Linked DNA regions of Homo sapiens: region 2 is linked to region 1. Evidence: chromatin loops called from intact Hi-C (ENCODE). Cell type or tissue: endothelial cell of umbilical vein. All regions are shown on one strand.

Evidence for each region. A loop is a pair of places that touch in the nucleus more often than their neighbours do. Peaks named below come from ENCODE experiments on the same cell type or tissue, not always from the same donor. Only the 100,000 strongest peaks of a DNase experiment are listed, where the experiment ranks them.
Region 2: a loop joins it to region 1, with 6 times the contacts of the local background. A loop is called at or near these places in 4 of 110 quality-filtered maps.

What each region holds. Positions count from the first base shown.
Region 1 is chr15:52,489,352-52,494,351 of GRCh38, forward strand. The region is part of intron 1 of MYO5A (myosin VA); the gene reads right to left. Among named protein-coding and RNA genes, the nearest start is that of MYO5A, 37 kb to the right of the region's middle. In endothelial cell of umbilical vein, no CTCF peak of the experiment used is centred here; DNase peaks (open chromatin) are centred at 2,360, 3,010 and 4,660; H3K27ac peaks cover 3,702 bases.
Region 2 is chr15:52,413,421-52,418,420 of GRCh38, forward strand. It overlaps MYO5A (myosin VA), which reads right to left. Exons shown (of 42, transcript NM_001382347.1): 5 at 2,725-2,881. Among named protein-coding and RNA genes, the nearest start is that of MYO5A, 110 kb to the right of the region's middle. In endothelial cell of umbilical vein, no CTCF peak of the experiment used is centred here; DNase peaks (open chromatin) are centred at 2,421, 3,281, 3,551 and 4,271; H3K4me3 peaks cover 689 bases; H3K27ac peaks cover 4,429 bases.

The DNA of each region.
Region 1 (5,000 bases):
CAGGAGATCAAGACCATCCTGATTAACACAGTGAAACCCCGTCTCTACTAAAAATACAAAAAATTAGCCGGGCGTGGTGGCACGCACCTGTAGTCCCAGCTACTCGGGAGGCGGAGGCAGGAGAACTGCTTGAACCCAGGAGGCAGAGGTTGCAGTGAGCCAAGATCGTGCCAGGGCACTCCAGCCTGGTGACAGAGCAAGACTTTGTCTAAAAAAAAAAAAAAAAACCAACCTCTGTGCATCAAAGGGCACAATCAACAGAGTGAAAAGGAAACCCACATAATGAAAGGAAATATTTGCAAATCATATATCTGATAAAAGATTCATACCCAGAATATATAAAGAATTCTACAACTCAGCTGTGCATGGTGGCTCACACCTGTAACCTCAGCACTTTGGGAGGCCAAGGCAGGAGGACTGCTTGAGCCCAGGAGTTCAAGACTAGCCTAGGCAACATAGTGAGACCTGTCTCTAAGTAAATTTAAAACAAAAATAAAAGAATTCTACAGCTGAACAGCAACAATGATGAACAACCTGATTTTAAAATGAGCAAAGACTTTGAATAGACGTTTCTCCAAACAAGATACACAAATGGCCAATAGGCACATGAAAAGATGCTGAACATCATTAATCATTAGGGAAATGCAAATCAAGCCTACAATGAGATACCATTTCACTCCTATTAGAATACCTACTATCAAAAAACTAGAAAATAACAAGAGTTGGACAGGATGTGGAGAAATTAGAACGATTGTGCCCTGGAGAAATTAGAACCTCTGCACCCTGGTAATGTAAAATGGTGCAGCCAGTACGGAAAACAGTATGGTGGTTCCTCAAAAAATTAAATATATAATTCCTATATAACCGAGGAATCCCACTTCTGGTTATATATCCAAAAGATTTGAAAGCAAGGTCTCAAAGAGATGCTTGTACACCCATGTTCACAGCAGCATTCTTCACAATAGCCAAAGGATGGAAGCAACCCATGTCCATCAATGGATGAATAGATTAAACAAAAATGTGGTGTATTTACTCAAAAGAATATTATTTGGCCTCAAAAGAGAAGGAAATTCTGAAAGATGTCACGACATGGATGAACCTTGAGGAAATTCTGAAAGATGTCACGACATGGATGAACCTTGAGGACATTACGCCATATGAAATAAGCCAGTCATGAAAAGACAAATACTATATGATTCCACTTATATAGGGTACCTAGAGTAGTCAGATTCATAGGGAGAGAAAGTAGAATAATGGTTGCCAGGGACTAGAGGGAGTGGGGAATAGGGAGTTATTGTTTAATGGGTACAGGGATATAGTTTTGCAAGATGAAGAGTTTTAGAGATTGGTTGTACAACAATATGTTGTTGTTGTTGTTGTTGTTTGAGACAGGGTCTCATTCTGTTGCCGAGGCTGGAGTGCAGTGGTGTGATGATCACAGCTCACTGCAACCTCAAACTCCTGGGCTCAAGCAATCCTCCCACCTCAGCCTCCCAAGTAGCTATAACTAGAGGTGCAGCCACCACATCCAGCTAATTTTTTTATTTTTTGTATAGACGGGGTCTCACTATGTTACCTAAGCTGGTCTTGAACTCCTGCGCTCAAGGGATCCTCCTGCCCCAGCCTCTCAAAGTGCTGGGATTATAGGTGTGAGCACCATGCCTGGCCTGGTTGTACAACAATATGAATGTACTTAACATTACTGACCTGTACACTTACACATGGTTAAGATGGTTAACTTACGTTATGTGTATTTTACAATTTAATTTTTTTAAATTTAAGTATACATTTACATTCTAAATATTTATTAAACGCCCAACCATCCAGCTGTTTCAAAAAAGGCACATCTCCAAAGATGACCTACGATGATAACTACATTGGGCCTTGGCTGTTGGATTATTCCTACCAAGTTGAATTAAGAGGGACTTAAGTAACTCATTAATTAGAACTTCATTACTAAGGTACTGAAGGATTTCATTGCATAGAAAATTAATGCATGTGGGGGTCTACAATTTTTAGTAGGGTTCTGATGTTTTCTATTAATATTTTGTTTTTATAGAGTCTTTAAAAAATAAGAAAACCCCACATTTCCACCTACATCATAATATCTAGTCACAATGACACTGTACCAACTCTAGATAATTAAAGCCAGCTTTTGCTCAGAGATCCCCGCCAGGGTTACCTCCTGAAAAGCAAGTAATGAACACTAAGCCATGTATTTTTTATTGGATTCTCTAAAGTAACATGAGTCAGGCTCCAAGTGTCAGAAGATCTGTCTCATGCTAACAAAAACAAAGATATTTACTGTTTAATCCCCTTTTATCCAAGTACATCAATGTTCTTGGCAAACATTAATCAAACGGAAATTAAGGCATATCCTCAGGATATATGAAGGCATTGGGCTTTCAAAAACTCATACACGAAGCATCTAGATCCAACTACTAATTTACAAAGCAACACATTGAACTACACCATGGCAACATAATTAGCAAAAACTGGACTGCGGGAAACTATGCAGGAAAAATGATCCAGTTTTTTCAACAAAATAAATTTCAAGGAAAAAAGAAAAGAAAAAGAGATAGAGTACGAACCTATAGCTTGAGACTTACAATAAGTGTCAACCAGTTGCAATACCTGAACCTTGATTAGAACAAAGTAGACAAAAAGAATATGACATTTATGAGACAATAGGAAATGCAAACACTGGCTTGATATTTGATAATATTAAGGAATTATAAACATTTTTAGGTGTCACAATGGTTTTGTGGTCATACATAGATATATAGATTTTTTTAAGTGCTTATGTTAGAGATAATCTGTCAGGGATCCCCAGACCACACCCAGGTTTGGTGATTTGGTAGGAGGGTTCACAAGACTCAGCATATAACTGTACTCGTGGCCAAGATTTATTACAGCAAAAAGACACGGAGCAAAATCAGCAAAAGTAAAAGGTGCATGACATAATGTTTAGAGGAAACCAAATACAGGTTTCGAAGAGCCCTCTCCCAGTGAAGTCACACAGGATGGGCTTAATTCCCCCAGCGGCTAGTTACAATAATGCTGTCTACCAGAGAGGCTCATTAGGGACACATTGCTCAGTTTTTACTGAGGACAGGTTACATAGGCAAACTCTGTATAGCACTTACTAAGATTCCAGACTCCCAGAAGGAAAGCAAGTATTCACCACAAACCATGTAGTTTGCACACAAAGCTTAGGTACAGTACACTACTACTAGTTAGGGTGGTTGAGAACCCTCCCAAAATCCAAGTTCCCAGATGCTCGCCAAGGGCCAACCTTGTAAACAGGCCTTCCAAAGGACAGCAATCAGGCCTGCTATGCTCTTTTCTGCACAGATACACAGTGGAATATCTGGGATGAATTAACAGTATGTCTGGGACTTGCTTCAAAATAACATGGAAAGGCAAAATGAGTGAGGATATAGCTGACATAAGATTGGCCAGGAGTTGATACTGTTGAAGTTGGGGCCCGGGCACATGGGAATTTATTGTACTGTTCTTTCTACTTTAGTATATATGTGAGATTTTCCCATAATAAAAAGTTTTGGTAGTTTTTAAACATAGGAGAAAACTCAGAGATAGTGCTTAGGCTATGAGTCAACAGAGCCTATAGGCTGGTGGGGATGAGAATCAGAATTTATAGAACCCTTAGTCTATCACCAAGGCCTGAGGGAAGAAAGGCCTGAGGTGCAGGCCATATGTGAAAAAGGCTTTTGATTGGGACTCTCAAGAGTTAGTGAACATGTTTTGGAAGATAGAGATAGAAAAGGTAGCCTTTTGTCCAAGAAAAACTAAATCTCAGAGCCGGAAGTTTGAGAGTAATTTAATTATAGCCACAGATTAAGTGGCTAGCAAATGATCTTAAATAATCTATGGAGCATTGCAAATGAGATGTATAATACTTTGAATCATTAATTCCAGAGCTATAAAATAAATATGTAGCCACTCTTTCCCATAGCACATTAACAAAGAATGGAGAATGTTTCTTCCATTTCAAAAATTTATTACTGGAGCTGGGCATGGTGGCTCACACCTGTAATCTCAGCACTTTGAGAGGTCGAGGCAGGCAGATCACTTGAGGTCAGGAGTTTGAGACTAGCCTGGCCAACACCGTGAAACTCCGTTCTACTAAAAATACAAAAATCAGCTGGGCACGGTGGCGGGCCCCTCTAATCCCAGCTACTCGGGAGGCTGAGGCAAGAGAATCGCTTGAAGCCGGGAGGCAGAGGTTGCAGTGAGCCAAGATCATGCCATTGCACTCCAGTCTGGGCGATAGAGCGAGACTCAGTCTCAAAAAAAAAAGAAAAAAAATGTATTCTTTAGCACTGATACTTGCTTATACAATAATATTATACTCTAGAAGACATTAGGCTCAGTGTGTCTAAAACCTTGACAACAAGGTCCACACACTAGAAATACCGTGCATTCTGAGTTACTGTTACACAGCCTCCATAGACAAGAATTGAAGGAAGTGAGGGAAATATAGGAAAAGTATATTCTTTATCTGAAACTATAATCTGTATTCAATAATAAATTATCTGAAACAAAAATATTACGAAACCATATTTTAGCTTGTATCATACAAGAGTAGAAAAAAACAACTAAAAGCCCAAGAGCAAACTACGAGCACAGCAAGCTTCACTGCCTGGCCCCTCGCTCCAACACCCCACAATCTGAGATGTCGACCTGTAATAGACAGAAAAGAATGAGGCAGGGAGGACCAGAGCAAATCAGCAATACAGAGTCAAACATGTTCCCTATATCATATGAAGGAAATACATGTTTATCACTGAATGGTGTCATCTTTGATCTCCAAACAAAAAGCATTAATGACTCATCATCAAAACATTCCCTATTACTAAGGATGGCTTTTCACTAATCCACCCATAATCTGCTATCCAATATGAACAAAAATATAAGATGAAATTTCTGGCTGGGGACCAGAACAAAGCCCACAGATGTACAAGGGACCAAGGGTCTTC
Region 2 (5,000 bases), 76 kb before region 1:
TTTTGCAAAAGAAGCCTATGTTGAGAATGAGGAGCTTCCTTTTTAAAGAATAATGTGCATATCTCTTTAGACCCTGGATTGTAATGTTAACCATGTAGGATGCTCATTATCCTATGAGGAGTTTCAGCAGATCACTGGAGACGCCGATATGCCTTTCCTGACATCTCAGCAAAGGGCTCTGATATAGGGACATAGTATTGAAGCGATTTAAAGCTACAAATTTTTCAGACTACATACTCAATATTTTACCTATGTTTTCTTCCAGTAACTGATCTTCAGCTCCATATCACATTTCCAACTTTCAAATTGAGATGCCCTTTTTTGTAGTTATTGAAAATTAGTTCAACTCTTTACCAAATTTTTCTTAATCCAAATTCTTATAGATGAACAATTTCAAATTATTTAGACAGACTAAATAATAGAGAAGGAAGCAGGTGAGCATAGCTGATCCCTTTATCTTTTATGTTCATCCCAGCAAGCAGGGCATATTCTTTATAATTGCATACTGTAAGTATTATCTTTGACTGCTGTGGTTTGGATATAACGTGTCCCCACCAAAATTCATGTTGAAATTTGATCCCCAATGTGAAGGTGCTGGGAGGTGGGGTCTAGTAGGAGGTGTTTTGGTCATGGGGACAAATCTATAGTGAAAGCCTTGGTAAAGTTCTCCTGTAGTGAGTTCTCCCTCTGTGAGACTGGATTAGTTCTCTCGGGACTGGATTCATTTCCACTGGAGTGGGTTGTTATGAAGTCGGGAGGCCCTCAGGTTTCCCGTTTGTGTGTGTCCACTTGCCCTGTGACATTCTCTGCCATGTTATGCAGCACGCCGGCCCTCACCAGAAGCCTAGCAGATGCCAGAGCCATGCTTACTGTACAGCCCACAGAACCATGAGCTAAATAAATCTCTTTCTTTATAAATTACCCAGCCTCAGGTATTCTGAGGCTATAGTTATAGCAACACTAAATGGACTAAGACAGTAGCTATTCCAAATTTTTAATATATTCCTACTAATACAATTCAAATCTGTGTTGCAGAAAAACCAATAAAGCTGGTTTTTTTTGAAAGAGGTCATAAAATAGTACACTCAACTCATGAAAAATTCTAGAAGGTTCATTCTAGACTTAAGTTATCTTCACAGACAACTTCAAATCCTAGTATTATATGGTCCAGGCCCGGAAGAAATGGGATTACCTAATGCCATCACATTCAAGACTTTGGGATATTCTAATGCTAGGGACTAAAATGGCTGGAACTGTTGTCAAATACCAAGAATTTGTCATGACCAAAACCAGTCAAAACAACAACAGCAAGAAAAGAAGCCCTGTTGTTTTCTGACCCCAAACCAAAAACTGGCTCCACAGATTCTATTTCCCCAGTATTAACACTAGTGACATCCAGCAGTGTATCTGTAGCTTACATTCTTTCAAAATCTTAACATTTGCTTAAAATTTTCACTACTCTCTTTCGGTGCAAACATCTGTTTCTTCCTGTTCATCCTATTTCAGAAAGTATTCCCAGTATTTTTTTCCATAGCACATCCAGCCCATGAAGCCTCTGAACTTCCCCATCATATCTTGTTTTTCAATCCCAAAAAGTAGAAGTCCTGCTGCTCTAGAGAGCAGCCCTACAGATAAGAGGTCACGGCATTCTGTTCTGAAGTGTCACACGCAGCACCGCAAACCAAGCACAATTACCTCTACATAGATTATCGCAAAAACCACTTGTACCACAGGTGCACCAGGCCGATTTTAACTCCATCTGTGTTTGGGTGACAAATAAAGCTTGACAAAGGAAAAAGACAGGAATAAAAAAATGCCGATTTGAATTTTTAACAAGGAAGGTTTGCTTCTGCATGTCCAAATTAATTTCTCTCCATTTAACAAAAGTAATTTTTCTCCATTTAATAAGTCTTCATATAAAACTATAACTTTCCAAAAATCTTATTAATAGACAGATAATTATCTACAAATCCTAAAACACTCAAATTCTCACACAATTAGTTCCATTTTCATTGGCACAGGCATTTCTACTTTGTATATGGTGTATTCAAGTTTTGAAAGCACATTTTTTCATAGTTCTTCCCCTGTCAAAACCTTACAGTTACTGTCTTTTATGAACCTATAGCTGTGTTATGTGCTTGACAGAACAACAACAACAACAAAAAGCTTATAAAGATCATAGTTTAAGTTTGTAGTTCAAATCTGGAAAAAAATTAAAACTTTAGCTATATTAAAATTTAAGCCAACTGAGGTCGGACTAAGTACAGAAAATGAAATATGGGCAAAGGAATAAGGAAACTCATTCATACTTGAGCATAACAAATCTTATGTTTTAGAAGGAGCATAAATAAGAACTCAGGACTTGGGGGAAATGAGTAACTTGTACTTCTGGTACAAGGAAAGGAACAATAGACATGAGTCAGTTAATGAGGAGAAGGAAACTTAATTGCTGCCTGGTATTTAGGGGCAACAATTTTGCTGGTAGGTCAAAAATTCAGGATTATAGACTAAAACAGATTCCGCTATAGCTGGGCTTTACTAAAAATGTCTACCTTACCAAGTTTTTACTTTCCCTAGATTTTTTATAAACATGTAGAAAAGCATTTTCTTAATTTTAGTGGCTGGAGACCCCAGGCTTTCTGAGACATGCTGTATCAATCAATTTTTTGAGCATGTTTCTTATCAAGAGAATATAGGAAGAAAGCCGAAGACTCGCTGTCTTACCTCCATGATGGGGTTGGAGGCCAAGACCTTTTCCTCCACATTGGCCTCACTGGCAGAACCACTCACAGTTGCAAAGTATCGCATGGCATACTTAGCTGAGACTGTTTTTCCTGCCCCAGACTCTCCACTTACGATGATGGACTGATTTCGTTCATCTCTGTAAAATAAAAATTTTTTAAAAAGTAACTGCCATTGCTGCCTATAGCAGGATTGATAAGGGAAACTATGGTCTCTATGGAAGTAGGGGGCTAATTAATGGATTTTTTGGTCGATACTGGTGCTTATAACACCAAGGTCTCAGGTTCAATCCCTATACTGGCCACCAGAAATGTTGCAGGATATATATATATTTTTTTTAAGGAATCAGAGAGACCGATGGGGTTGAGGAGGATATTTATTATTTAGGTGCACCAGCCCAGTCAGATTAACATCCAAAGGACCAAGCCCTGAACAAAGCGTTAAGTTACCTTTTAAACATTTCATGGGGTGTGGGGGAGATCTGTGCAGGGGGAAGCATATTACAGAAGTAAGAAACAAAGACAGTTATTCAATTAATTGAGACATGCATTACATCATTTCTTTTCAAGAAAAAACATGTTTTATGACTTGGGTTTATCTGTCTAGTGACTTTGCAGCTGCACAGCTAGAGAAACAGGGTCTTCACAATGCCTGGGAAAGGAGGAGAGATAAGGCTCACTAGCCAAAGAAAAACAGGCAGTTAATTTTTAAAGGACTCCAGCTCTTTCTCTTTCTCAGGGGGAAATGGATTTTCTTACATACAACTGAGTTTCTGCTTACACATTCTTTAATTTCTTTTAATTCCTGTTCCACTGCCCACTTGGCAATGTGATTAACATTATTTCTTCTGTGTTCTTCGTGATAAGGCACAGTGAGTTTTTGCTGGTTCATACATGCAACAGTGTGGAAAGGAACATAAGAATGATATTTCCTAAAAATAATATCTACTTATAAATTAAAAAATAACACAGAGGAAGAAGATATCAAGCATTAAATTAGAGAGCATCACAACTAAGGATGAATCTGCAATAGAGGGCCTCTGAATTCTTATGTGTACAAATCTCAAACATATTATTTTATTCCTAAAGAATTACTTCAATATCTTACAGTACTGTTGTCAACCACTTCAGGAGATACTCTTTGAAGCCACAGCAAAGAAATTTAAATTTACAAAGAAATTTAATTTGTTTAAAGTTACAAAACCATTTAAAATATTTTAAATTACCAGCTAACAATCCTCAAAATGGCATCTCCCACAAACTCTAGCTCCTATTAAAGTATCCTCATCACTAGAGAAGAAATAGTCCATTTGCTGGCTTGGCTTCATTCAACTAAAAGTTAAATAAGTCATGATCTGTATCCTCATGTGGTTGACGGATGTTGTGGTTTGAATGTTCTCTCCAAAATTCATGTTGAAATTTAATTGCCAACATGATGATATTGGGAGGTGGGGCCTTTAAGAGCTGATTAGGTCATGAGGCCCCTCCCCTCAGGAATGGATTAATGGCATGAATGCAGGAGTGAGCTAGTCATCACGGGAGTGGGCTCCTGATAAAAGGATGAGTTTAAGCTGATTTCCTCTCTGCCTCACATGCTCATGTGCCCTCCTACTACTGAATGACCTTTGCCAGATGCCAGCGCTGTGCTCTTGGACTTTTCAGCCTCCAGAACAGTGAGTCAAATAAACTTCTGCTCTTTATAAATCACCCAGTCTGTGGTATTCTGTTATAGCAGCAGAAACTGGACTAAGACAGTCATCTAATAGGAAAGACAGGCCAATAATTCAAGACTGTAATACATGTGATGGGGCCGTAAGAGGAAGAAGAGGTTATCAGGGAAGATTCCCTAGAGATGACAGCTGAACAAGGTCTACAAAAATGAGTAAGAGAAAGCAAGCAAGGACTACAGAAGTCAGGAAGGGTACATTCCAGGCAAAAGGGATAGCATAAATGAAGGCTCAGAATCAGAAGTTTGGAAAGAGCAGATAACTCAGCTTAGCTGGAAAATGGAGTAATGACAGATTTATGATTTCTGGTTTGGCCAGTCCTTTCAAGGGCCTCCACAATAATCCTAAATAGGCTGGGTACTGGGTGCTTTGGAGTGGAGGTGAGCTCTTCTGACCTGTTTCCAGAAGGTCTAATGTGAACTAAAAGCCCTCTTAAAAATACTGCTTCATTCGTTCATTTAACAAACACATAATAAGCAGCTACAATGTGCTAATCACTTTATGGAAATAAAAGACTCTAGGGTCATAGTCA